Regions from separate parts of the Homo sapiens genome. Here region 1 is linked to region 2. A link is a loop called in an ENCODE intact Hi-C map of the cell type or tissue named here. Cell type or tissue: psoas muscle. All regions are shown on one strand. Each heading gives the region's core, and the rest is flanking DNA. Links, peaks and the distances in the headings are about the cores only. Region 1 has its middle 36 kb from the start of LINC02247. Region 2 overlaps RXRA (retinoid X receptor alpha).

Region 1 (2,894 bases), core at 310-2,809, 180 kb after region 2:
TTGTATTTTTAGCAGAGACAGGTTCCCACCATGTCAGTCAGGCTGGACTCGAACTTCTGGCATCAGGTGACCCGCCCATCTCACCCTCCCAAAGCGCTGGGATTACAGGCGTGAGCCACCGTGCCCGGTCGAGGCTGAGGTTTCTTAACCTCGAAGTATCGCTGGGGGTCACAGGACAGACCCCTGCTTATCCTCCCAGCACTCCAGAAACTTCTTCCAGGTGTGGGCTTCCTGTCAACCGTGGCTGATCAGCATCACTCAAAGGAAGGGCCCCATGCCCCGGGTCTGTCCCCACGGCTGGCAGTTACTCATCTCTGTCTCTGCAGCCACCCTGGGCAGGCCCCGGATGGGCAGACCCTGGCACAGCGGTTTCAGCAGTTTCTGCCTCTGTTGATTGGGACCCTGGGAAGAGGGTGAAGCAGAAAGTATGGAAAATACCAGGAAGAGGATAGACCGAGTCTCAGTCCCAAAGCCCAGGACGAGCCCAGACGGCCAAGAAGTGATGGCCTTCGCTCTTGGGGGTGTTCAAGGTGTGTTTCCTGTGTTTAATGGAAGTTCTGTCCTGCTCTGTGTCTGTGTGATAGGCGCGGCGCTCAGTGGGGTCTTTGCTGGGCCTGGCGGAGCTGTTGCCCGCTGCCTGGGCCTGCCAGTGTGTAAGACCGGCCCCGAGGGCTGCCCCGCCTCGCCCACCCCTGCTGGCTGCTGTCCTTGCTCTGTCTTTTCTAGACTTGGAGGCAGAATGGTGCTGTCCTGACCAGCTTGGATTCCAGAATCAGAATGATGGGAATTAAAATCCTGACCCTAACACTTTACTGCACCTGCGCCCCAGGATGGGCGGCTCAGCCTCTCTGAGTGTCAGTTTTTTCATCTGAAAAATGGAGACGCTGACAATTCGAATTTGTCTTGAGACCCGCCTCAGTGGGAGGTAAGCAGTGTGCCCAGGGCCATGCCTGGCGTTAGTGTGCAGGTCAAAGTGAGTGGGGAGCCCCTTCCCTCCTGCTGTTCTCCTTGGGCATCTCCTCAGCAGCTCAGCAGCCCACAGGGTTCCTGGAGCCGAGACTTGGGGCCCTTGGAAACACCCTCATGGTTTTGGCCATTGTGTTCCCAGAAGGGCAGGTGACAGTTTGAGGACAGTAAATAAACTGACAGGAGGGGAGCGAGGTGACCCCTTCACCTTTGGTCCCATCAGCCGGGCCTTATCTCCCCTGTCTCGGGCCTGGCCTCAGTCTGTTTGCCCACATTGGGGCAGATGGACAGTGGGTAAACACAGCCCAGAGGGCTAGCGGGGCAAGGGGCAAGGGGCGGCCCCCACTGGGAGAAGCCAGGGGCAGGGGTGGGGGATGAGGGCCAGGGGCCTGGGCCTGCAGCGAGCACTGGCCAGATGCAGCCAGGGCCAGAGTGGGCACCAGGTCTTGAAGGAGAGGCCCTCCCCAGGGCTGCCCCCTGCCCAGGGACCATGGCCCCCATCCCCCATCCCACAGCAGGAACACCAGGGCCCAGAGACAAGGGCTGGCACCACACGGGCACCCATCAGAAGCAGTGCCAGGGCTGCATGCCAGCTTCCTGCCTGCTCAGTCCTCTAGTATGTGGACAGGGAGCCCCGAGGCATGGGGGCCTGGGGCTTGGGGATCGGGGGGCCAGGGGAGGTGGGGTGCCCTGCTCTCTGCTGCACCCCCAGCCCCATCTCACCCAGAGCACCCAACCCAGGCTGTCGTCCAAACAACTTCAGGGAGAGAACTGGTTCAACTCTTCAGTGTTTTTGCTTTGAATCTTTTCTCCGACAGCCACTGGCCTTCCAGAAACTTCTGAGAAAACCAAGACCTAGGCCAGTCCCTCTGACCACCATAGTGTCAGGGGGCTGGGGGCTCAGGGGCTCACTAGTGGTTCTCACTGAGAGAAACAGATGTGGTTTGTGGTAGAAGGACAAACACAGTGCCCTAGAGGGCAAGCCTCCCCTCGGCCCGGCCATGCCAGGAGCAGCTGGCCCACGGCCCATCCCGCTCTGCCATCTGCCCAGATGGCTGTGGAATGGGCATTGCGAGCCCTAGCAATGGGGCAGCGGGGAGGACGCTTGGACAGCAAAATGGCCAGAGAGTGCACCCCGTGCCCCCTGAGCCGTATTTCCAGAAGGAATCAGAGCTCACAGCCCCTGACACCTGCAGCCCAGACCTGGGCATGGTGCAGCTCGGTCTGGGTGTGGCCACCAAGCACACCCACACTTACCTGTCCAACAGGAGCCCCAGGCAGCCTCAGACCTACCTGGGACCCTGGACCCAGCTCTCATTTCTCTCCCAGTCCCCACCCCAGCAGCACCCCAGTGGGCTCTGCCTCGTTCCCTCACCCCATGATTCCTCCTGCCTCCAAGGGATGACCCAGGTCCTAATGCCATTCATTCATTGTCCTGGGGGAGGAGGGACAATGGTTAACCCAGCACCTGGTACTCGTGGCCACCAAGCTGGTTCCAAGGATCTAGTGGGGAATGAGGGGGGCTGCAGCCTGTGCCCTGCGGCCCACTCTGCTCTAAGTCCACATGGGACCCCATTGCCAGGAAGCCACGGTGTCCGCTCAGCTACCACCACACCTCAAGGGAACACCTTATCAAATCAGGCCCTGTGTCTACAGAGGACTCAGAGAAAAGCCCCTGAGGCACGGACTCTTCCTCTTTTACGAGGATACATCTGATCATCATTTCTGGACTTCCACACCAGGAAAATTCCTCCTCTAGGGGATCTTGAGTGTATCTTCTTCTTGGCAAAAACTGCAAAGCCCACAGTGCTTTCCTTTCTTGCTCTGGCTACTAGGAAGCTCAGACTCACATTAATAACAGCAGTAGCTCCTCTTTGGCTCCTGAGATAATTCTCTCTCCTCTTCCCACTAGACTATTCCCAAACTTT
Region 2 (2,894 bases), core at 238-2,737:
ACCCCCATTGCGGCGGTTTCCTCCCAAGCCTCGCCGCCGTCACAGGAGCCCTCTCCTCTGCCATCGTCTGTCCTGGCGTTTCTCGGACGAAGCTTTCACCTCAATCTCTAGAAGCAGAAACGAAACAGTCCCAGCCCTCCCCCCGCCATATCCAAGTATACATGAGGGATAAAATTACATTTGTACAAAAATAGATTTTTTTTTTTTACCTTTCCAGATGCTTTAGACATTTTCTCTTATCTTTACTCTCTTTATGGATCTGTCATCCTCTCTAAAGTATTAGCTATGCGTCCCAGCTAAGGCATTGCTAAGGATTGGGAACGGCTAAAGCTGTCTGCTCCAAAGCATCTTAAAATAGATGCATCTCCTGCCTTGAGATATTCATTCGAACCCGGATTTCACCAAAGGAGGGTCCTTATGTACTTGCTTACACGAAGCAAATTTATAGGAAAACAGGGGAAACGTCTTGATTAAAAATAAACACAAAACACTGGTAACCGCTCCGCCTTTCCTGGGTGGCGCTGGTGTGCGGCTCTCTCCACACGCGTCTCTCTGTACAGCACATACATGTTTACACCACACACCTGCGTGGACGAGCACCAGATCACGCACCCCAGCTCCACGACAGGGACACCAGCCGACTACCCACAGGCTGCACATTCCGGCAGGGCCCTCCTGGGTGCCCCACGGGGAGGGGCTCGGGGTCATCTCCAGCACTGCCACCAGGCCGCCAGCCCAGAATTCTTGGGAAACACCGTGCTCGGAAAACCGAAGGTCAGGGCTGTCCTTCCCAGAGGCCGTGTGCTTCCAGGGTGCGGAGGGCCGGCGGCTGACACAGGCCCCAGGGTGGAAGGTCCTGGCAGGCCAGCTTCCAAGCATGCCCGACGCAGCCTAGGGGAGCCCGGCTCTGTGGCATCTTCACTCCTGAGCCTCAGGAGCCCCATCTGAACGGCAAAGCCGGGAGGTGACCAGCTGAGGAGCGTGCCTGAAGGTGCCGGGGTGCCCTGGGTCCCCAGGAAGCAGCCACTGGGAAGTGGGGGCCCTGCGGGGAAGCCGCTTCATCCAGCCGGGCCAAGGCGGGGACAGGCACAGGTGGCTAATGAGCTGATGTTAGTGCTATCTTTAGAAAATTAAAGATTGTCCCACCAAAATAATAATAATTACAAAAAATCACCTTAATTGAACTGGATTGGTAATACTACTACAGGTCTGGTTAAATAGAAATTCTACCTCTCTACTCAGTGATGAGCCGCACTCCCCACACATCACCTTTTCAAACCAACAGCACTGTACAACTACAAGGCCGATGAGAAAGGGACGGGAAGGCTGCGGGAAGTGCCCGGGACACGTAGAGCGGTGGGTAAGGCTGCTGTGGCCAGGGAGGCCAGGTTCTGCTTTCAGGGGTTGGCGGCCGGGGGGCTTCAGTGCTTTACAGCCAGCCAGCCAGCCAGCCAGCGCCGGAAACGACAAAGTTCCCAAGAAGCAGCCGACCCCCCGCAACGGAGGCCCCGTCCCTGGGCTTTTTCCTCTGGAGCCGCGGGCATTCCCAAGGGTCCGGGCACGGATGGGTGGGCGCTGGCTGCAGAAGGCACCAGGTGTTGGCGTTGGGTCTTTTGCACTCCCACCGCTGGGGCCCCAAGAGTACCTGCACCCTCCTGCCATTTCCACCACACCCGCCAGGGGCAGCTGGGGCTTCCTGGCAGTGCCTGGGAGGGGCCCAGCTGGCCGGGGACCTGGTACAGGTATGAGGCTCAACACTCTGCCTCAGGACGGTGGATCGGGCAGGGGGCCACCTCTAGGGATCCACAACGCTGAAAGGCAGGGGTGGAGGGCGGCGGGGAGGAGAGGCTTCTGGAATCTCTGACAGCCTGTCTCGGGCACAGACTCAGCTGCAGGCTCCACTCGGGTGCCTAAGCTCAGCTCTGGCTGGGAGCTCCAGGAAGGCAAAGAATGGACACTTTCTTCCCCACCAAGGCTGGAAAGCTGCCTCTCCAAGCCACTGCCTCCCGGTCCAACCTGTAGGCAGCTCCCCTCACCACTGAGGAAGCCCCTGCTCCAGGTGGGGAAAGACTATGGAGAAGGCGTCCACCCCCCCGCATCATTCCTAGACTGCGGCTGGGAAGACAAGACCCCCTCCGGTATCCCCCCCATCCACCCTCTGTTCAGGCACCTGCCACTGACAAAGGCTGGGTCCACGGGACTGAGGCGTGAACGGGAAAAGTACTCAGGCCAAAGGGAGGGCCTTCCAGTGCAAAAGAGGCGAGTTCAACCTGAGAGGGCCCCGCACCACCGGAGCCCGGGGGCAGAGCCTGCGGGAGGAGCGCCAGGCCGCACTGGGCTGAGCCAGGGAGGCCCCAAGCCCCGCCCCCACCCCACCTTCAACCAGAGCAGGCGTTCAGTGAGGCTCCCAAGTAAGGCTCTGGGTGAACAACGCTGTCCGTGGACAATACCAGGCTGGGTGGTCCCACCAGGGCCTGCGTGTGGCCCAGGCCCGAGGGCGCTGCGACTCCGGGTTCTCAGATTCCAAGAGTCTTTTAGACACAACTGGCAGCCAGAGAGAAGGCCTGAGCAGGGGTCCCACCAATGCCCCGGCAGAGCCACTCCAGGCCGCGGAGCATCTGCCCCACCCACGAGGCTCCCAGTTCCTGAGCCCCTCTCTCTCCAGGCCACCTGCCCCCTCTGAGGGAAACCAACAGGCCACCCTCCTCCCCTCCCATCCCCGCGGGCCTCACAGATGGCTGCAGGTCCGCAGAGCCCTGTGCCTCCAGCAAGGCCAGTGAGGTGGTGATGCCCCACCCTGCCCGAGCCAGGGCCAGCCCTGCAGGAAACAAGGACAAGCCTCAGCCCACCCCGCAGAGCAAGGAGAAGACTCAGGCTGGGGAGGGGCCGGGGCA

Evidence for each region. A loop is a pair of places that touch in the nucleus more often than their neighbours do. Peaks named below come from ENCODE experiments on the same cell type or tissue, not always from the same donor. Only the 100,000 strongest peaks of a DNase experiment are listed, where the experiment ranks them.
Region 1: a loop joins it to region 2, with 2.3 times the contacts of the local background. A loop is called at or near these places in 10 of 110 quality-filtered maps.

The regions. Positions count from the first base shown.
Region 1 is chr9:134,257,676-134,260,569 of GRCh38, reverse strand. No RefSeq gene overlaps it. Among named protein-coding and RNA genes, the nearest start is that of LINC02247, 36 kb to the left of the region's middle. In psoas muscle, for the core only: no CTCF peak of the experiment used is centred there; a DNase peak (open chromatin) is centred at 1,527.
Region 2 is chr9:134,437,405-134,440,298 of GRCh38, reverse strand. It overlaps RXRA (retinoid X receptor alpha), which reads right to left. Exons shown (of 10, transcript NM_002957.6): 10 at 1-2,894. Among named protein-coding and RNA genes, the nearest start is that of MIR4669, 59 kb to the right of the region's middle. RefSeq lists an enhancer at 2,769-2,894. In psoas muscle, for the core only: a CTCF peak has its summit at 1,664; DNase peaks (open chromatin) are centred at 651 and 1,748; H3K27ac peaks cover 2,500 bases.